Linked DNA regions of Mus musculus: regions 1 and 2 are each linked to region 3. Evidence: chromatin loops called from intact Hi-C (ENCODE). Cell type or tissue: gastrocnemius. All regions are shown on one strand. Links, peaks and the distances in the headings refer to the core of each region. The heading gives the core; the rest is flanking DNA. Region 1 overlaps Iqschfp (Iqcj and Schip1 fusion protein). Region 2 overlaps Iqschfp (Iqcj and Schip1 fusion protein). Region 3 has its middle 42 kb from the start of Mfsd1.

Evidence for each region. Hi-C counts contacts between places; a loop is a spot of excess contacts. Peaks named below come from ENCODE experiments on the same cell type or tissue, not always from the same donor. Only the 100,000 strongest peaks of a DNase experiment are listed, where the experiment ranks them.
Region 1: a loop joins it to region 3, with 3 times the contacts of the local background. A loop is called at or near these places in 37 of 42 quality-filtered maps.
Region 2: a loop joins it to region 3, with 8 times the contacts of the local background. A loop is called at or near these places in 32 of 42 quality-filtered maps.

What each region holds. Positions count from the first base shown.
Region 1 is chr3:68,041,187-68,048,398 of GRCm38, forward strand. Iqschfp (Iqcj and Schip1 fusion protein) reads left to right here. Exons shown (of 11, transcript NM_001113419.2): 2 at 8-72; 3 at 6,052-6,132. Iqcj (IQ motif containing J) reads left to right here. Exons shown (of 4, transcript NM_177585.3): 2 at 8-72; 3 at 6,052-6,132. Among named protein-coding and RNA genes, the nearest start is that of Schip1, 20 kb to the right of the region's middle. In gastrocnemius, for the core only: a CTCF peak has its summit at 4,808 (motif pointing left); DNase peaks (open chromatin) are centred at 4,811 and 5,407.
Region 2 is chr3:68,050,697-68,057,908 of GRCm38, forward strand. It overlaps Iqschfp (Iqcj and Schip1 fusion protein), which reads left to right. Exons shown (of 11, transcript NM_001113419.2): 4 at 4,567-4,702. Iqcj (IQ motif containing J) reads left to right here. Exons shown (of 4, transcript NM_177585.3): 4 at 4,567-5,897. The coding sequence ends at 4,744. Among named protein-coding and RNA genes, the nearest start is that of Schip1, 10 kb to the right of the region's middle. In gastrocnemius, for the core only: a CTCF peak has its summit at 3,061 (motif pointing left); DNase peaks (open chromatin) are centred at 3,062 and 4,073.
Region 3 is chr3:67,621,379-67,628,590 of GRCm38, forward strand. No RefSeq gene overlaps it. Among named protein-coding and RNA genes, the nearest start is that of Mfsd1, 42 kb to the left of the region's middle. In gastrocnemius, for the core only: no CTCF peak of the experiment used is centred there; a DNase peak (open chromatin) is centred at 3,486.

The sequences.
Region 1 (7,212 bases), core at 3,670-6,169, 420 kb after region 3:
TTTACAGGAAGAACTAAAGAGACTACAGAATCCTTTAGAACAAGTTGACGATGGAAAATATTTGCTTGAGAAGTAAGTGAAAGTTCAAAGGAAGTTATATTATTTGCTACCTTAGAAAGATGACATGAAAAACAAATTCTGAGAAGGCAAAAGTGAATAAGTAAGTTTGACAGTTGCTCACAGTATCTTTGGGCTAAGAAATGTGTTCTCATTGAGATATAGGTAGATAGGTTGGGCTAGTTCTACTGATTGAACCGATGAATGAAATGTGTATACATCTCCTGTGTAGGTCCTAGAACTTGAAACTTAACCCTGTTTTGTCTCTGGTTTTAATCACAGAAGGCAAGCATACTTTTTGAAACAAGGCAAGGACAAACTAGACTATTAGAGTATGCATTTGAAATAGCACTTCAAAACAGAAATAAAGTTAAAAATGTGCTCTACAAAAAGCCAAAGAGAAAGATAAATGATCTTACACTTACATTTTAAAAACAATGAATACTATTTAGAGTACATGAGAATTCTATCTTGACTTCAACTCAAGGTCAAAGTCTTCAAGGGTTTATTAAACTTTAGTTTGTAATTTTATAAGGATTCTAAAGCTTTGATATGTTTAGCTGATTTAAAAAAAAACAAACCATGTGCTGTCAAGACAAAGGAAGAGAATGTAGCCATCCTATGCTGGGACTTACAGTGGAGTCTATATTGCTAAGGGTTAGCACATAATTTTTCGTTCAACTCTGATGTGACCTTTGATTTAGGCAGGGTTCTGACCTTTTTGCAGATAAAGGAGGTTTCAGTAATTTCTCCAAGTTACTTATCCTCAGCTGGTGTGTGAAGTTGACAGTGAAAGCTGGGTCTGGAGGCCTCCCGAGCCCTCATGTCAACAACCACCAGCTGAGTCCTCATGAACTGGCAACAGGCATGGGGAGTCTTGCATGGTTCTGGGCACTAGGAAAGAATGTTAGTATTCCTGAGAATACAAAAGTAGGTAATGACAACCATGAGAGCTCTCAAAGCACATACACTACTACAAAGAAGTAAGCCCGAGTAGCTTGGGAGGATAAAAACGAGTCTCAGAAGGAACACAATGGATGGTCGCTAAGGAGCAGCTATAAGTTCCTCCTCTGTTCCAGAAAGCAGAACATGGATTAGTGAACAGGGTTTACAGAAGCAGCCATGTTATTGAAACAGATGACAACCATTTTGAAATGCCAGCCTGCACCACGCCAGAGCAGACATTTTTTTTTTTTTTTTTTTTTTTTTTTTTTTTTTGGTTTTTCGAGACAGGGTTTCTCTGTATAGCCCTGGCTGTCCTGGAGCTCACTTTGTAGACCAGGCTGGCCTCGAACTCAGAAATACGCCTGCCTCTGCCTCCCGAGTGCTGGGATTAAAGGCGTGCGCCACCACGCCCGGCGCAGACATTTTTGTTAAGAAATGAGGTGACAGGTACAAGGAGTGCCTTAGGAGAGAAGAGGTGAAAACACCCAGGATGTGGAAAACATCCCTATAAATGGAACACCTGAGGTGCGAGTTCTCTTTCTCTCTTTCCCTTGCTTTGTGAATCAGGATCCATCATTTAACCACCCACGTCCCTGATGATGTAAAAAGAGATAACCCAGGACATATGACACCTTCACTGTCAGCCCCCTTCCCTTCCCATGTGGGTGGGTGTTTGGACAGGGCATCTCAGGTTTTTCCATGTCTGTGGTGTACGGCCTTGCCATGTCATCTACTGAAGGACAGTGTCTCACTGTTGATTAGATGAAGATTCTGAGTTACACACACATTTGAGTTAGGGCATTATTGTTATGCCTGGTCTCATAATATAAGTAAATAAGAATGCAGAAACTTATTCACTATGAAAATACCATGGAGTTTTTAAAAAGTAGAATTTCCTTATGACCTAGAATTCCCATTACAAGATATATCCAAGGGAACTGAAAACAGTCTGTCAAGAGATGTTGTACTCTCCTGTAGGCTGCAGCATGACTCAGAATCACCATGACATAGAGACAGCCCCAGGGGCAGTGGATAGATAAAGAAAATGTGGCACACAGACAGAATGGAATATTATGCATCTACAGAAGCATAAAATCCCGTCATTAGTTATAATATGGATAAGTTTGGAGAAATTGCATGAATAAGCAATCCGGATACTGAAGGAACTCTTTAGATCATCATCTGTGTAATTTAAAATAGTTGATCATATGAAAGTGGAGAAGTAGAATGGAAATTTCCAAGTGCTTGGGAGGGACGGTTTGGGGGCAGAGAAAGGGGAAATAGGTACTGTCTTCGTTACCGTTGAATGGGAACAAGAGGTTCCTATCTATCTATCTATTCCTTTGCGATAGCATCTCTCCTGAGACCTGAGACCCATGTTTTCTTAGCTGGGATGGAAGTGTAAGGGCCCCAGAGCTCTTGCTTTCTCCAGAACATTGCATCTGAGGTTACACACATGCTCAGACTCTAGGTTTGTCCCATGAGTGCTGGGATCTGATTTCTAGGCTCCGTGGTAGCAGGTCAAGCAGGCAGCATTTTTAACAGCTGAGCCACATGCCAACCCTAAAATGTCCAAGTTTCCTTGATTAGTTGAAAAAAAAAACCTTATATTTAAAAAAAAAATCTTTTCTTACCAGCACTTTCACTGGCTATATGTAAACAGTAAAGATTTTAGCTCATCCTAGAAAGAATTTTCTTCTAGTAATGACATTAGGGCTACATCATACTTCTTTTGCCTAGAGAGAGAGAGAGAGAGAGAGAGAGAGAGAGAGAGAGAGAGAGCTTATGGAAAATGTCCTGGCTCAAGCCCCACTGCAGACAAATAGAATCTGGAACCCTGGAAGCAGCATCTAAGAGCTCCCTTCAAGTGGTTCTGAGGGGGATCTGGGGTGAGGATGTGCGTAGGCGCATCCCAGTCTGCAGTTTCTCAGCAAACTCCCAAGCAGCCCCATTCTCTGAGGAGGCAGTGCCTCTCTGATGTTCAGCCCATACACTTAGTCAACCTGGCTACATCCATTTTTCATTATTGATTTAAATGTAGGAAATGAACTCCAAAAGTTTTTTTCTCCCTTTCTAATTGACCACAGCTCCATATCAAATCTCTTACTACCACCACCATGTTAATTCCCCAGCTCTGGGCTCTCAGGGAGACGTGAGCAGCAGTGAAGTATGTGTGGGCTTGTTCCCCCAGTCCCAACACCAGTGTAATCGTTCCCTTGTGCCATCCAGAGACTCAGAACAGCTAAAAACAGCTGTGAATGACCTGCCTGTCTTGCAGTTTGGTGTGTTCTCCTGTGAGGGTGGAATACTCTAGGGATGGGAATTGGCTCTCTTCAAAGCACATAGACAGGCACAAGTCCTCCCATGCAGGGAAGAGTTTCAAATGAAACCATCTCTTTCCTAGTTGTCAGGGACAGAGAGAAGCAAATGCTACGGGCGCCAGACTCAACATTTAAATGGATTTCTTCGTACATTTGCATAGATTGCTGGAAATTTTTCCTGGTTTGCTTCCAGGCAGGACTCTGCCCTTGAGAACTGTCAGAGTTTGATTGAAAAACCTGGGGTGCTTTGAGTGAGCAGATGAGGCATTTCGTTACAGCTGTAGCTGACTTGGGTGGCGATGTAAATCACCTCCGCAATTCACAATGACTGTAAGTTAAGTGATCGTCGTGTCATAGCAGTTGATTGGTTATTCCCCTTTGGAACATTACATTTATCCCAAACACTCAACCGGCATTTTGTGGTAGACAGTTGGTGTGAAGGGCAGGGAAGCTACAACTCCACACTATAAAGCCAGTTAAGGGCATTTACATACATGTGTGTGTGTGTGCGCATACACACGCGCGCACACACACACACGTGCACACACACACACACACACACACACACAGAATCACAATAGAGCTTGGCAAGTGTCCAAGACCAGAGACAAGTAGTTAGTAATGCTATTAATTAGAAGACTTCTTGGGAGTCTATTATTTATGGTAATTACACATTAACTTAAGTAATACCTTAGTCTAGGTGCCTTTCTTAGTTGTAATTATTGAGCTAGTCTCTCGCTATCTCTGACAGGAGACTTGGCATTCTATGTTCCACCACTGTGCTGATAATATATAGTGACTTGATGAGCCACAGGAAATTATTGACGAGTTGCCCTGTCACTAGACAGTTTAAGCCAATAGATGTTTGTCATTTATAGTTTGTTGGTAATGTATAAGTTATATGACCAAATTAGGTCATGTATTTTCTTTATTAAAATATTGCTGTTGTTGCCTTTGATTATTGCAAGTGATAATTGCCTGCATTGCAGGCATTCTTTGACAATTTGTTAATTTGTAATTAATGGTATGCTTAATAGACTTTAACTTTAAAACACCGTTGTTATAAGACTACTGTGCTATAAGATTGCATGGTCATGAAGTGAGTTTTGTATGCTCACCTACTCTGGGTTGGATCCATTGTGTTTCCTGTTTAATAATCAATCACACACACACACACAATTATATATATATACACACACATACACACACACACACATATACACACACACACATATATATACACATACACACACACTTGTAACACACACCTTCTAGACTGAAAGAAGATGAGCTATTGTTGGTGTTCTCACCATTTTAACCACATTCTTTGAGTTATTTCTGGCCCACAAATGACTGAATAATAAAGAATTGACAGCAAATTCTGAATACCAATGCCACAGAATAAGAAAGAAAAAAAAATGTTTCTTACTCATCAACAATCAGGCTGAGCAACAGCGGAGCTACTTTGGGCTCATGGCACCACCTAGTGGTCATATAGAATATCTGCCTTGTCAGGTTTTCTCACTGGCGTGAAGGAAAGTAGTGGGGTAGCTCTAGGATAGTTTCCTCCTCTTCCTCTTCGTGTGTGTCTGTTCTTTCCTGCTCTCTCAGTCATGATTCACATAAATTTGTGTAGCTACCTCACATTCCCATCTCATCCCTGCGTCAGTCTTAAACATCCCTCTGAACCCCCTGCTCTAAATCCTTTGCTTCCCTGAAGTGTTGGCTTTCGAACTGGAGGTCCCCATACACTGGTAGCTTGTTACAGCTTGGTAGGTTACCACTTGCCTTTAACAAAACATAGACACACAAGAATTGATATCAAAGTATGACCTACGTTTTTTGGTCCAACCATGTACATCCCTTGTACGCACTATGCATTCTACGACTGAAGTCCTAGTTTGATTTTCCATTGCTGTGATACAGCAGTGACTAAAACCAACTTAGAGGGTGGGGAGTGGGGGAAGGGTTCCTTGCAACTCATAGTTAACCAACCATCACTGAGGGAAATCAGGAAGGCAAAAACCTAGATGCGGGGACTGAAGCAGAGAACCTAGAACTGGAGGAATGCTGTTTCCTGGCTTATTTCCAGGCTCACGGTCAGGTACCATCCTTATATATCCATGACCATCTGCCCAGGGGTGGCGCTGTCTGCAGTAGGCGCTTCATTCTCACTTTCTTATCCACTCTTCAAAACCTAGCCAAGGATAGCGTCCATATTGAGCCGTAAGCACCCAGGGAGGGACCATGTCTGCAAGAAGCTGTGGTCCTGGTGATTGTGAGCTCAGAAACAGCTTACGGGATGAAAGGGGGAAGGGCCTTGGCAGTGGTATCTTTGAGGATGGATAAGGGGTAGAAATAAGAAGGAAAAGAAAGTAAGGGGTTAAAACAAGTTCACTGGAGCTATGCAGTCACCGCTAGGTGAGTACTGTTTTCTGTGGGTCTAACCCTGTGGGAAGTGCCCACATTACCTCTTTATTTATCCAAAAGGGTCAATTTTCAAGCTTTAGCACTTGAGTAGCAGAGATGGGTAGAAAACAGCGGAGAAGGCAAAGATTTGTTTACAGAGCCAGGTTCCTTACCACAAAAAAAAAAAAAAAAATTTAATTAGGATTTTTGTTAATCAATCAACATCACTCTTTTCAAAACTGTCTCAGTTAAAAGAATTATCCCTGTGAGCAATGGCTTTCCGGACTGAACTACATAGATACATTCTTTCTCTTTCTAGTCACCAGCTGGCCATGGATGTGGAGAATAACATTGAGAACTATCCCCTCAGCCTACAGCCCTTGGAATCAAAGGTGAAAATGTAAGTTGTCACAAAGTTCCGGAGGTTAGTTGTCCAGGCATGTGCCTTGGGTGCTTGTGAACAAACCTGGAGCAGTGTGGCAGTACAGAGTCACACATTTCTTTATTTCACATTTGTGTGCCACGGGTCCAGCCAGGGTCGAAACAGCAGCAAATGTAGCTTTGGCCCACACCTCCCATTACTGGCCATGGTTGGATGGATTTTATGGAATTCCAGCTTACTGTTTCTGTTTTTCCTTTCAAGGCTAGCAGGAGTCTTTGTATCAGCCTTCATTTTGTCATCTCACCGTTGGAGACATCGCCTTGCATGCATGCACACAATTTGTAAAGCCCTTCTTTCTTCCTATTTCCATCCCCACCTCCAGTGCTGGGGGAAATGACCCTTTATCTTTCCTGCCCCCACGAAGTGGGTGGTGCTTCTGCATAGCCCCACCCAAGAAAGACCCACATGACCCTCCCCCCCCACTTTCTGTTATACCTGACTATCATAATAAATTAGTGATAACTATACCGCAACATTAATAAAACGAAGCTGGTGAGCCCCAAAGTGAAGCAAATCCTACTGGAGAGCAAGTTATCAACCCTTAAAAGGTATTTTTAGGTAGAGAAAGGAGCTTCAGATCCCCCTGTGTAGTACCCAGAGTGTTCCATTCACACTCATTCTGGGATTCTTCCCTATTCCGCGTCTCCCTCAGAGGCACAAATAAGAATTGCCAATGTTGGTGTACACAGTTCTCCTTCTTCCTCCCTCTCCTCCCAAGTCCCATTAAAACTCTAAGATATTTGAACACCTGCAGAGTTTCAATATGTCTGAACTTGAGAAACACAGATCATTTGTGGAGAAGCTCAAAGAAGTCACTCTGAAGAAGGGTGGCTGAGGGTGAGCGGCTTTGAACAATACGCCACCTCTGGGTTATAATGTCCTGCTGAGGGAAGAAAATAGCCATCCGCATCACTCCAAGTCTGTGCCCACCATACACATCACAGTGTGAGCATCCGGCCTCCCCTTCATGATAAGCCCAGACAGTTTCTGAACTGACCAGGTACCCTGCTAGGAAGATCTGTGCCTCACATCCTGGCT
Region 2 (7,212 bases), core at 1,869-4,368, 430 kb after region 3:
AATCAGTTTTCGTTTAAAGATATATTTGACAGAATTGGATATCTTGCAAGAGAAAAAGACACTTGTTGAGGTTTCAGAATTTGTGAAAACATTTCATAAAAAGCTTGGCTGAATCACATTGTTAAAGTACAGTATCTACCTCATTGTTCTAGATAGTTTATATCAACGGACACAGCTAGTCACTGAGAAGAGGAAAGACAGAGGAGGACTTGCCTCCATCAAGGTGACCTGTGGGAGCATTTTCTTGACTAGTGATTGTTGTCAGAGACCCAGTTCACTGTGGGTGGTGCCACACCTTGGCAGGTGGTTTTGAGTTATAAAAAGCAAACAGAAGAAGCCAGGAGAGCCATGTTAGTAACCACCTCCTCCTCGTTCTCTGCTTCAGTTCTTGCTTCCAGGTTCCTGCCTTGAGCTCCTGTTCTGACGTCTTTCAATGCTGGGTCTCTAGGCTGCAATAAATTCCTTTCTCCCTAAGATGCATTTGGTCAGTGTCTTATCATATCAACTAAAACATGACTACAGCCCAAAGTGTAGTTACGGAAGATATGTGGGAAGGGTGCTCCAGAGAATAGACTTCGGAACTGAGCAATCTGGATCCAAATCCCAGCCCAGCTCTCAGCTACCATGTGGCATTAGGAACCCTGGAAGCCTCTGTCAAGCCCTGCACTCTGACCCTAACAGGATCTTTATTATTATTATTATTATTATTAGATATTTTCTTTATTTACATTTCAAATGTTATCCCCCTTCCTGGTTCCCCCTCTGAAAACCCCCTATCCCATTCCCACTCCCCCTGCTCACCAACCCACCCACTTCTGCTTCCTGGTCTTGGCATTCCACTATGCTGGGGCATTGAACCTTCACAGGACCAAGGGCCTCTCCTCCCATTGATGGCTGACAAGTCCATCCTCTTCTACATATGCAGTTGGAGCCATGGGTCCCTCCATGTGTTTTCTTTGTTTGGTGGTTTAGTCCCTGGGAACTCTGAGGTACTGGTTAGTTCATATTGTTGTTCTTCCTATGGGGCTGCAAACCCCTTTCAGCTCCTTGGGTCCGTTCTATAGAATCTTAATGACCTTTCCAGGAGAGCATCAGAGAAAAATGTTTAGCCTAGTATACTTGCTACACAAATGTATTTTTTCCAAACATATTTATATGCCTATCTTGTCCTCAAAGCAAAGCCTGTGGTATTTTCAGGAGCCCAGAATAGACCATCTATACGTGATTTGCACATAACCTGAAAGTGTTTGTTATGTCTTTTGTTTTCTTAAGTGATAATAATAGCTATCAAGACCTGCTCTGTTTGTCAAGTGTCAGGCTAAATGGTGTGTATGTGCATATCTCATCAGTTGACCTCTTGAAACAATTAGAAAGAATTTATTATTATGCTCTTATTGTGAAAGAGCAAAATGTAGGCCAGACTGTTTAGCATTTTGCTTAAGGCCACAGCTAATGAGAAGTAAAACTGGGCAAGAACATCTATCATGCCAAACACACTTTCTTGTGAGATACAACTTCTTCTTCAAGCTATTTCTAGAACATGATATTAGGAAAATACATTTGTTAATGAGCTACTCATCGTCGTACAGGAACTACCATGACAGTGATGTATATATGTAGGTGATCATTGCTCTAGGACTTTTGGTTCCATGGGAGGAAATTGGACTTGCTGGGAAGATGACATAGTGTGATGGGCTTGTTTTCTGTGTTTCATACCGTCATGAGGGAGCACTTCTCTGTGTTGGACTCCTGGCTTCCTATGTGCCACATATCAGAAGAACTCTGTCTTCCGAATGAAAAGAGTGTTACAGAATTAAGACCCAAGTTGTCCAAACTATAACCTGTGAGGGAGCTGTCCTCACAGCCTCTTAGCTTCACCACCTTCGCCAGAGCCTCCTGTCTGATATCTATTCTCTTTTCATGTCTTTGCTGTCAACTCTAATCCACCCTCTAAGACCCAATTCAAAGCCCCAAACGACCCCAAACCTTCCCTGAGCATCTCAGCCCTCCTGTGGAAGCTTCTCCTACTCACAGGTATCAGGCTATCTGGTGACAGGATGACAGCCACTATCAGCCCCTGCTCTAAAACAGATGAAAATAAACCAACTAAGGGCAGAAGCAGAAAAATCACCCGAGACGGGAGAAATAAAAACTGAGAGCCAAAACGTGATTTCATAGGATGTTCAGCCTCTGTTACCAGCAATGTCAGAGTAAACGTTATGTACTCCTTGATTTCAACCAATTCTAAATACATTATGTGATGTCACTGCTTAATTTTAAACATAAAAATGTCAACGTCAAGGCAGCCCCTCCACACCGTACTTTGCATCCATAAGGAGAGACTCCCTAGTTGGAATTATAGTAAAGTTACCATGAAAAAGTGGTGCCTGTGACTCGTGGGTGAGAAGTATCTGGGTTCTCTTCTCATCCTCTCCTCCAGCAATTGCAGATGGTACTAACTATGCTAATATTAGAACACACAACTGTTTGAAGGCCATGCTGGTGGTATAGTTTAATGTCAATGAGTAGTGTTGGATAAAAACACTTCTCTCAGGCCCAGAGACCATTTTTAAAATGTCATAATTTGGTATAATAGTATACAATGCCATGTGTTGCTCGTTGTTTTTAACCTCTGAAGTAAGATTTCAATGTAGACTTTAAAACTTTAATGATTAAGATAAAGAATACACTTTCAACTACATATAATTGTTTCTGATGTGCACAATATCCATACATCAGGTGTTCAAAAATAATGTGTGTTAAGAAATTAAGATGGTGTAGAAATGTTTTAATACAAATTTTAAAATGAAATACTTTACTGTGTATAGTCATATAATTCAAAAGACGGTAAATGTTGCTATAGTATTTTTCAATGAAAGGATATATCTGTTCACTCAAAAAAATTAACTCTGCTTTCTTAATCTTTGATGTGAGAATAATTAGTATGTTGCCCTCTGGGTTCCAAAAATCTAAGAGGGAAGGGGGATGTTTAACCAAGTTCCTTATTTTGGGTTTGTTCCACATTGTTTGAATCACTAAAGAGTTACACCGCCCCCTAGTGTTCCACATGCTAAAGTGCAATGAGCTTCAACTGGTACATTTTATTTTCTGAATGATAAAGGTAATTTTTTGTTTGTTTGCTTGCTTGGAACAAATGGTAGAGAAGAATGCCTTAGAGTCTTATAAACTCTCAGTTTATTTTTAAGTAGAACATTTTTTGAGACCTAAATGACCAGGTTTATCCAGAGTGCTCCTGAAGTGTTAACTGAGTTCTGGAAGACCCCCACCTCTGAACGTCAGATCATGTGATTCACAAATATCCAAAAGTTTTCAGCTCTCTAATAAAGGATGCCCTAGAGGGAACAATGAGGCCAAAAGCCATCTGCAGGAATTTAAAATTATGTTTAAAACCTTAAACCCAAGGAAAAATCTGTGAGGGTACATTTTGTTCAAGAAGCAGGCAATAAAACAGTGAGCAATTATCACTAGAAAGGGTCAGCAGCTGTGCAAGGAAGGACCAGGCTGTATGTTGACAGCCCTTGTCTTACAGTTTCTATTATTAGAAAGGTTTTTGTTTTTTTTATTTTCCTGATATTAACCACAGCTTCAAAAACAAAAACCAACAAAACCCCAAACAAAAAAAAGCCTAGTGTAGAAATGTATGCCTTTAGTCTCAGGACACAGAGGCAGGCAGATCTCTGAGTTCAAGGCCAGCCTGGTTTACTAAGTGAGTTCCAGGGTAACCAGAGCTACACAGAGAAACCCTGTCTCAAAACAAAAACAAAAGCCAAAACAAACAACCAAAAAGCCAAAAAAAAAAAACAAAAAAAAACAAAAAAAAAAAAAAAAAAAAAAACAAACAAAAACCAAAAATCAAACAAAACAAAATGCCCCCTAATTATCTGTTACTTTACTGTCTTATTTAGCACAGGACACTTTTGGGCGTTTATTACCTGTGTCCCTTCTACAGTATGTTAAGTAAATGACTATAATGTCCTTGTGGTCTTGTCCGCCAAATCAGGGCCACCAGACCACAGCATCTGGCCATGCAGACACATTGCTCAGTGTTGAGAATGCCACACCCCCCTCCCCTTGAGGTCTGTGTGAGTGGAATCCCGGAAATGTGCTCTGTGGTCCCTGTCCAGAGCCTACCCATGGAACCTCTAAAATCTTGCATTGGATGAATAAATATGTAATCGTCCACCTGTCCATTTTTCTCAAAGATGAGAAATTAAAACATACGCACAGAAAAAAATCAGTGTACAAGCCAGTTTTGACTTTGACTGATGTGGGTTCTTTCTTCCCCTACTAAATTTGTTTTTTAAGGCTGAGTTAGCCGAGTTAAGTCTGAGAAAGGCAATCCAATTGGTTTTGTTGTTTTGCTCTATTTTGTTTCATGTTTAAAATCCAGTCTTGGTGGCCAAAATGGAGCTAAAACCCAAGCGCTTTTCTTTCGAGCACAATCTAGCTTACAGTTTCTCTATCTCTAAACCAGTCCCCGCCCCCGTGCCCTTCGGAGTGTGTGGGTGATGGCTGGCCGTGACATATTGCTGGGTTTTTCTGCAGCATCCAGCGAGCATGGCGAGAGTACTTGCAGAGGCAGGACCCCCTGGAGAAGCGGAGCCCATCCCCACCTTCTGTCTCTTCAGACAAGCTGAGCAGCTCTGTCAGCATGAACACCTTCTCCGACAGCAGCACACCCGTGAGTGTCTCCCGGCCGCTTGCTTGGACTGTCTTGCACTGAGTATTGTTAGCCCAGGCTCTGGTTCCCAGAAAAGATCTTGAGATGGTTTGTGATGGGGTGTGTGTGTGTGTGGAGGGGTGCTTATTTGCTGCATGGGAGCCCACAGTGAGGCTCTTGGCGTGGTAGAACTAAGACAAGATTCATGATACAAAAATGAACTCAATGCGTCCACAGAGTGGGGATTCTGTGCGACGTTGCTTCTCTATCCCTGAGGTGGGTGCGCCCCACCCCCCATTTCTTCTGGTGTGTTTTCTCTGGCATGTGCTTATGTGATGCTTGTCTGGTTGGAAAGTCATCTTCGTTATTAGGATTAGAAAGAGAACTTTTGGCAGGAAAAATTGAAGTTGATCACAGACTGAAATTGCTGAAATGGATTGAGTGTGGCTAAATGGGTTGCACAGACCCCTCCTGAAAGGACTCCTGATAGGGCTTGGGGGAACCTGCCGCACCTGTACAGGCAGGACAGACGCTGGCAAGTGCAGTTCTCCTGACGTCCAGAGTTTTAAGTGATGACAACCATTAAGAAGTTTTGAAAGGGAAACATATGGTTTTGCATACTGAAATTGGCCACCCGTTTGAGTTCTCCAGAATGGGGTTATGGAATTAACGCATCTGCTACAAGCCTGTGCTTTGTGTGGTGTGGGGGTGGGGGTGGGTGGGGGCGCTGGTGGGGGAATCATCATTAGGCTCTGTTAAATCAGCGCGTTTCGCCATTGCGATCATTTATTTGTAAATAGTCATAGAAATGATAAAAAGTTAGGAAGAGGTAACCATGCAAAGTATATTATTAAAAAATATTCTTTTTATAATTTGCTGTCATACTTTCTCAGGCATATGATGAGATATGGCAAAAGTTACTTTCTTTGAAATGTGTGCAGAAGTCTGCATGGCTTGGCATTATTGCCTAATATTTTAATGTAGATGTGAGTTGATTTGTTGTTGTTGTTATTGTTGTTGTTGTTGTTAGTTTAGTTAGTTTTTAGAAGAAAGAAAAAGCTAGTTTTATAGCTGTGAAAGTAAAAAACGGCAGATCTGTTTAATCGACCCAACATTTGGTCATTTGGAGAAAGGGATCCCTGTTACTGGCCTCCCGGTCACTAGAGGGCGCTTGTGAACCACATTGGAAAATGCTGGGCGGTGCTTGGTTTATAAGTAAAAAAGAAAGTGAAAATTGAGCTCTTAGGATGCCTTTGCTGTGAATGTCAATAGAAAATGCAATGAAATGATTGTGAAGAGTCTATGAAACTCTATTTCAGAAACCGTTTTTGTCTGTGAGTTAGGGATTTAGATTCAAACTGCCCCTGTATTCTAGCGTGCTTCTCAATTTGTGGGTCGCGACCCCTCTAGCAACCCTCTAGCTCCAAAAAATATTTACAGTAACAAAATCAGTTATGAAGTAACAACGAAACTACGTTTATGATAGGGGGTCACCACAACATGAGGAACTGAATTAAAGGGTCGCAGCATGCGGAAGGTCGAGAACTGCTGCTCTAAAGGTCCCAATTCAGGGCAAGTAGCTGCCGCGCTGAGTCGGGTGACCCACTGTGTGCGCGTTAGTGTTCTTCAGTCTTTGAGAGTTGTTGACATCTTAGAATGTATCCTAGCCTCTTCCGCCCTGCTCCTTCAACCCTATCACCTCAAGTGTTTTGGGTAAACACTTGAGTAAATGATTGTTCTCCTGGGCTGTGGCTCGTCCAGTTTATTTGTATCCGCCCCTGGTGCTGAGTCCTCTAAACCACCCAATCTCCTGAGTTCCCTGAATCTTTTTCTAATAGAGGAGCTTGCATTGTCCAAACTTCTCCCTGTCAACTGGCTTTTTCATAAGGTGTATCCGACCCGATAGTCACTCTAGTGTAGTCTAGCTCTGTGGGTTGAGGGACAAAGAAATCTTTAAACTTGTGCAAAATATAAGAGTCAAACAAATCTTTCAAAAAGTCATTATTGCAATCTGCTATCAGAAAGCAAGCAGAGCCTGATCAGAGTTCTAATAGGGGCCATTGATCATATCGATGACTTTGATATTAGCGGTGACAATCATGTGACAGCAACTGTACAAAATAAGACACACACAAAATGTAAGACATAAGCAATATTAGATATTGAACTGTTTCCAAGCCTCCAGGGTGTCAGATAGGCAAATATCCAAGACTTAATTGTATTCTCTCAGTGCTGGGCATCAAGCCTATGTAGGTCTACAAGTATTCTACCACTGAGCTATAGCCCTATCCTACAAGGCACAATGTTAAAAAAACAAACAAACAAACAAACAAACAAAAAAAAAAACAACAACACAAACCTGTGCTTAGTGGGTTGAAGTCAATATAACTGGATAAATGTTCTTCTATATTCCATGGTCATCACTCATCACTGCAGCAAGACCCCTTACAGAAACTTATCTTTACATCTTTTGGGGCTTGCAGCCCACATAAAGACAAAGTAGAAAATTAGTATGATTTACTCTGAGCAAC
Region 3 (7,212 bases), core at 2,527-5,026:
AGCCAGGTGCAGTTCCTCCCCGATGGCTATCCGGGCTGACAAAGCAGGTCCGTAGGATGAGCTCCAGTAGCAACAGAGTCTGCGGGGAGCCTGGACTTTCTGTCACTTTAGGTAACCTGTCCGTGAGTGTGTGGTCAGCCAATTAGCATGGAACCCAGGGGCTTGAGAGATGTATAATTCCAGTACTTAACACTAGGCACTTAATATTTAGAAAGACAGTTAAAATAGGAAGTGGGTTAAAGCCACTCTGGTGGTGTACACTTGTGCTCATACGACAAGGGAGGCCGAGGCAAGAAGATGAGTTAAACCCAAGAGTCTGAGACCCAACTGAGCAATATAGCCAGACCTTGTTTCAAAACCAACAAAAAGAAACAACACTGAAAAATAAAACATAGCAAGAGAGATAAGCTTAAGGTGGGTAATTTGGGGCTCAACTGACAGCTGACTACTGTCTACACAGCTTTATTCACAATGAAAACAACAGTCCTTCTGCCCAGGAGAGAGCTAAGTGAAAAAGTGCTTGCTGTGCAAGCCTGGGGACCCGACTTTGACTCCTAAATCTCACATCTAACCTCAAGCCAGGTAAGGTGACATACACCCATAGACCCAGGGTGGGGGAGGTGGAGACAGGAGGATTCCTGGGATGGCAAGTCAGTCTAGTCTACTTGGTGAGTTCCTGCCCAGTTGAAGATCTCATCTCTATAAAAATAAGGTAGAATATCACCCAAAGTATGAAGCTCAAGTAAATGTCTGGCTTCCAAACACACACACACACACACACACACACACACACACACACACACAATGTATGCATTTGCACCCCCATGCACCTGCACACACACACAATGTACTTATGCACACATACTTACACACACATAAACATTCACATACACATACACACACATGCACCTGCACACACACATATATCCGCACACATACACACATTTGGATACACACAATGTGTGCATGTACTCACACCCTGATGCGTACACACACACACACATACACATGTACATTCACACTCACATACACACACATATACATTCAGACACACAGTCACACATGTACCATACACACACACACACACACACACACACACACACACACACACATACACACACACGTGCACACAGACACAGCCCTTGCTCTCCAGGATCTTGTACCTTTGTGGGGAAGTTAGAAATGGGTAATGGGTTAGAAATAGCTAATTGTATTTTGTGAGAAATGGTCACAAAAGCCATGGAAAATGTCAAGATATAGTCACTGAGGGGACCAAGTGAAGGTTTCTTAAAATAGGCAGCTGATCTACCAGGAGAGGAAGACACAGAAGGGTGCTGAGCAGAAGGTGAGCCACACAAGGACAGGCTGAGGGACATTCAGAAGAGATGGCGAGCACAGAGGGCCCACATGGCTGAAGATGGTAGAGCCGGCAACAGGTCTGAGAGGAAGGACTTTCCTAAGCAGGGTAGTCATGGAATAAGCTCTGTGACGGTTCATCTCTCGAGTGCATCTGACTGAGCAGGAAAACCCAGAGAGCCCATAGAACATGGTTATTTTAATTTTGCCTGTGAGAGTTCCTCAGAGGATTCTGCCATTTGAATCAGATTGAGGAAGATCCTCCCTTACCCAATATGGCACCATCTAATTGGTGGAGGGCCCAGTCAGTCAAAAGGCTGAGGAAGGTAAATCCACCCTCTTCACTGGAACTGGAAGTCCCCTCTTCTGATCTTGGACACCAGCACTCTAGACTTTCTGCCTTTAGACTCTAGGACATTCTTTACAGACTCCCAGTTCTCACATGTTTGCTCTCAGACTGAGCCCTGCTATCAGAACCCTGCTCCCCAACTTCCAGATATCACACTGTTGGAAACGTCAGACAGCATGAGTCAACTGTAGTAATTCTACTAATGCAGTAATGATCTCTGCATTTGATTTGTCCTGACTAGTGGGAAACCCTTTCTAACAGATGTATTTTGAAGAAGATACTGATAATGCCATAGACATAGTGTCCTGGAGCATGAAGAAACCAGTCAGACCAGGAGGGACTGCTGCAGGATGCAGGGGTGAGTCATCTCTGCCCCAGAAAAGCCAACAAGGATGGACATAGAATAGGGAGCAGAAGGAGAGACACTACTGAGGCAGGAGGTACTGAGTCCTTGTATGTGAGACACAAGCCTGAGGAGGAGTTGGGCCTTCAAGTTCTTGAGTGCTGGGGACCAGCATGGTGAGGCCTGGGCCTTGGAGGCACAGCAAAGACTGGGTCCGGACATTGTGAGAGATGGAGGTCCTCTATACCTCAGGATGCCAACAGTTCACCACTCTTCTGACTGGATTTAAAGTCTACTGGACAACAAGAAGAAAGCTTTTTTGGCTTGCAGAGGGAAATAAACATATTTTTCATTCATTTTGTTCCCTGTAATCTTTCATGCCAGGGTACTGGCAGATGCTTAGTTATTTCTTGAGAAGCTGTCATCTGAGATTAGTGACAAGCTCTCAGAGAGAAGCTGAGAGACTCAGTGCTGCCTCACCTGGCCTTTCACACACGTGACTAACTTTGTCAACCAAGCAATACCTCTGCTTTGCTGATGAACGTCAGCACATTGTGGGCCTCAGTCTGATGGGCAGCCCTCTGCATAGATCACTGGCTTTGGCCCCACCCAAGAACTCTTAGGTGCTGTTTATAATATTCAGAAAGCTGAGCCAGAGGATAGTGAGTTTGAGGCCAGCATAGTGTTTCAAGTAATTAGTAATAATAATAATAATGATAACACCACTAGATTCTCACTCACTCGTTTGTGTAGAGATAAACATTTGTCTGTTAAATCTGTTTGTGAGGTGATAGAGTTTGAAAGCAGGACTCCATGCCTGACCATCACCACTGAGCTACATGTAGTCCCCAGAGGCCTCCCTTTCATATAGGAAGCTATTCATTGGAGAGTCATGAACATCCCCAGACAGGAAGTGTTTATTTCTACCAAGTTTTGTTTTCCAAAAATCATTAGTGTATGCTTATCTGTTTATATATCAATGTACCTATGCATCTATCTGTACACACACACACACACAGAGTATCAATATATTTATTTTTATTCTCAATCTCTCTCTCTTTCTTTTTTGTTTTTTCGAGACAGGGTTTCTCTGTATAGCCCTGGCTGTCCTGGAACTCACTTTGTAGTTCGAGGCTGGCCTCGAACTCAGAAATCCATTTGCCTCTGCTTCCCGAGTGCTGGGATTAAAGGCGTGTGCCACCACACCTGGTTTATGGTTTTTTTTTTTTAAGTGGTAGGGATGTGGGTGTCATTAATTCTACTGTAGATTAATGTAACAAATGTTTTATCTGTATTTAATTTTGTTTCAAATGCACTAGAAAATAATTTGATGTTATTTTGAAAACTCACCACTGGATGGCAATAAAGACCACAGATAGTTTTCAACCTCCCACTCCTCACCCTCATGTGGATGAAAACCTGAATGGGGTTTGGGCTGTCTACAGCATGATGGCCTTAGAAGAGACATGACCATTGAGGACCTTCAGCCCCCCAACCCCCCTGCCCTAATCCTACCAACAAACCCTTCACTTATCAGTCTGGATCTATCGTTACTATGTTGCTTTCATACAAACAGAGTTACAGTGAGCTGAGAGTGGGTCTTTATGGTGGGTGACTATTGTACAGAATATTCTGGGAGGTAAACACGGGACACATTATTCTCTTCATTTTTCAGCAGAGAGTCTAAGGTTCAGGAGAACTATATGTTGTGGGGCAACTCATTCAGGGCAAGCTTGGGCTTCTTTTTATAAAACCAGACGTCAGGGGAATGTTCTTTTATCTCTTTAACTCCACCACAATTGCCCCCCCCCCCACTCCCCAAAAAGCAAGGCTTGGTAAAGAAATAGCAAGTCACTACACAACTCACTGTCTGTACTGCCTTCATTATGTGCCACAGACTACTACTTCAAATCAGAGAAGCTACTAAACAGAACACAGTAGTTCCCCTTTATCCTCATTCTTACTTTCTGAGATGACAGTTGTATGATGTCATCCACAGTCCAAAAGTATGAAATAGAAAATTCTAGCAGCGCACAATTCCTAAGTTTTAAATTGTGTGCCATCAGAGTAGTGTGACGGATTTTTTTGCTATACTGTTTTGTCCCATGAATCAGCTCTGTCAGGTATATACACTCTGCATAAGCTAATTGCCTGCTAGTCACTTGGTAGTCATTTAGGCTATCAGATGAAGTACGATAGCACTTGTGTCAAAGAAACCCTCATGTTATTCAATAATGTTCTCAAAGCACAAGATTTCATTATATTTTTATTGTTGTTTTGTTCTATTATTACTGACTGCTATTAGTCACTTTGTGTGCCTCATTATAAATTAAAGTTCAGCTTATCTCATCCCTGTTGGGTCCTGGGAGGCTCTTGCTTTCCTGGCATATGGGACTTTCTAGTGGCTACCCCTAGTTCCCCATCCCCCATTGCTACACACCTCTGTTCAATTTCCTGACCCTCTGCATATCATCCCCATCTCCTCCCATACCTGATTCTGCCCACCCTTTCCCCCTTTCTCTCCTCTCTTCCTCCCAAGTTCCTCCCATCCTCTACCTCCTGTGAGTATTTTATTCCCCCTTCTAAGAAAGACTGAAGCATTCACACTTTGGTCTTCCTTCTTCTTGAGCTTCATATAGTTGGTGAATTGTATCATGGGAATTCCAAGATTTTGGGATAATATCCACTTATCAGTGAGTACATAGCACGTGTGTTCTTTTGTAACTGGGTTACCTCACTCAGAGTGATATTTTCTAGTTCCATCCATTTGTCTGTGAATTTCATGAAGTCATTGTTTTAAATGTACCACATTTTCTGTATCCATTCCTCTGTTGAAGGACATCTGGGTTCTTTCCAGCTTCTGGCTATTATAAATAAGGCTGCTATGAAGTACCCCACAAAGGGGAGGGACAACCTGTAGATACCATATCTAGAGGATAGGCAAGGCCCCTGTTTGGGTGATGGGGCCACCCACTCATATCAAAATTTTGAGCCCAGAATTCCTTCTGTCTAAAGGAAATATGTGGACAAAGTGTGGAACAGAGACTACCCCACCTGTGAAGGAAAGGCCATCCAGAGACTGCCCCACCTGGGGATCCATCCCATATACAATCACCACACCCAGACACTATTGCAGATGCCAAGAAGTGCTTGCTGACAGGAACCTGATATAGCTGTCTCCTGAGAGGCTCTGCCAGAGCCTGACAAATACAGATGTGGATGCTCTCATCCAACCATTGAACTGAGCATGGGGACCCCAATGGAGAAGTTGGGGAAAGGACTGAAGGAGCTGAATGGGTTTGCAACCATAGGAAGAACAACAATATCAACCAACAGGCCCCCCCCACCCCCCCGAGCTCCCAGGGACTAAACCACCAACCAAAGAGTACACATGGAGGGACCCATGGCTCTAGCTGCATATGTAGCAGAGGATGGCCTTGTCAGGCATCAATGGGAGAAGAGGCCCTTGGTCCTGTGAAGGCTTGATGTCCCAGTGTAGGGGAATGCCAGGGTGGGGAGGCAGGTGTGTGTGGGTAGGGGAGCACCCTCATAGAAGCATGGGGAGGGGGGATGGGATAGGAGACCGGGAAAAAGGATAACATTTGAAATGCAAATAAATAAAATATCCAACAAAAAAATAAGTTAAAGTTTATCCTGTATATGTAAGTGTAGGAAGAAGCATAGCAAATGTAGGGGTCAGTATTAACCACAGAATCAAGTTTCCACAGGATGTGTGCCTTGGGGTGTATGCCCTACAGGGGCAACAACTGAATGTATCGTTGAAGGAAATTGTTAAGTAAATCATAGTGATGATCTACTACCCATTTTCATAGTCTATGTGGAGTTGTAGTTAGATATGTATGCTAGCTTTGAAACGATTTTGTATTGTATTTTACAGTGTGGGCTCCTGACTGCTCTGTACCTTGGCTCTGTTTCAGTATCTTAATTGTTCTGAATCTGACACAGCGAATACATCACTTTTATAGTGAGTTCACATTGCAGTTTGAGGGCTTTTATTTTCCGTTGACTAGGATGTGGTATGGCTGGCAGTTTCAAGTCAGGGTAGACATGGGGATGGATGGGAAATATTGTGTTGTCATAGTGATGGTTCTGGAGCTGATACTGCTTCAGAAAGGCAGACATGATGCTCTTGTTGAGCCATTGTAGAAGTGTGTGATAATTTTAAACTTAACTCGGAAGTCAGAAATTTTAGCTTCAGAGTAAGATGTAAAACAAAACACCACCACCACCACCACCACCACCACCACCACCACCACCACCACCACCACCACCACCACCACCACCACACTGCAACATTATTCCATGGTTAAGGAAGCTCCATCACTGTCTCTGGACTTAGAACCCTAAGAGAGAATGTTCAAGAAAAATTTCTCTTCCTTTTCCTTTACCATCAAAGATCTTTAAGCAGACCATGCTCGAGTGTCTATGTGTTGTGTATAAAGAAATAGAGCTTGGTTTGCTGTAGGTCAAGAGAGTAGAACATCTTCAGAGCTCAAGGCCCTAAAGAGCCAGGATCCCTTCCGCCACCCAGCCTCACTTAAGGCAGAGAGAATCTCTTGTAGCTTGCACTGCAAACGCTAACGGCAGCATCCCCTGAAGCTATCCAGTAGGAAGGCTTACTCTGTCAGGGAAAGGGTGGGGCAGATGATGTTCTTCTAGCTTGGACCACTCAGGAAGCAGAGCCCTGGACATATGCATTATCATTTTTTTGGGGGGTTGGGGTGGGGGAGGATGGAGGGACTTGAGGAACAACGTGTCTATAGAGAGAGCCAATGTGTATTACTGAGGTGGTCCCCACAAAGGGCAGCAGGGTGCCCAGCTCTAAGGGAAACTGAGCAAACTCTACCTCAAGGAAAGCCTCTCTGGGATAGGACTAGGCAAACAGTGGTCCACATTCTGCTGTCTGCCACACCCCACAGGGACTTCTGCACGGCTCTGATTGAGAGAAGTGAGCTCCTCGGGTGGGTCTGTAACAGCTGATGCAGTGTCCCGAGGATGCAGAGGGCACCAGGGGAGAAGACACAGAAGGAGCAGAGCTTGTGCTTTTGTCCTCAGCCTGGCTTTAAAGTCATCCATCCATCAAGGGGTCACCCCTTCTCATAAATTGTTTCAAAGGCTCCTGCATATCCTGACCCAGAGTTTT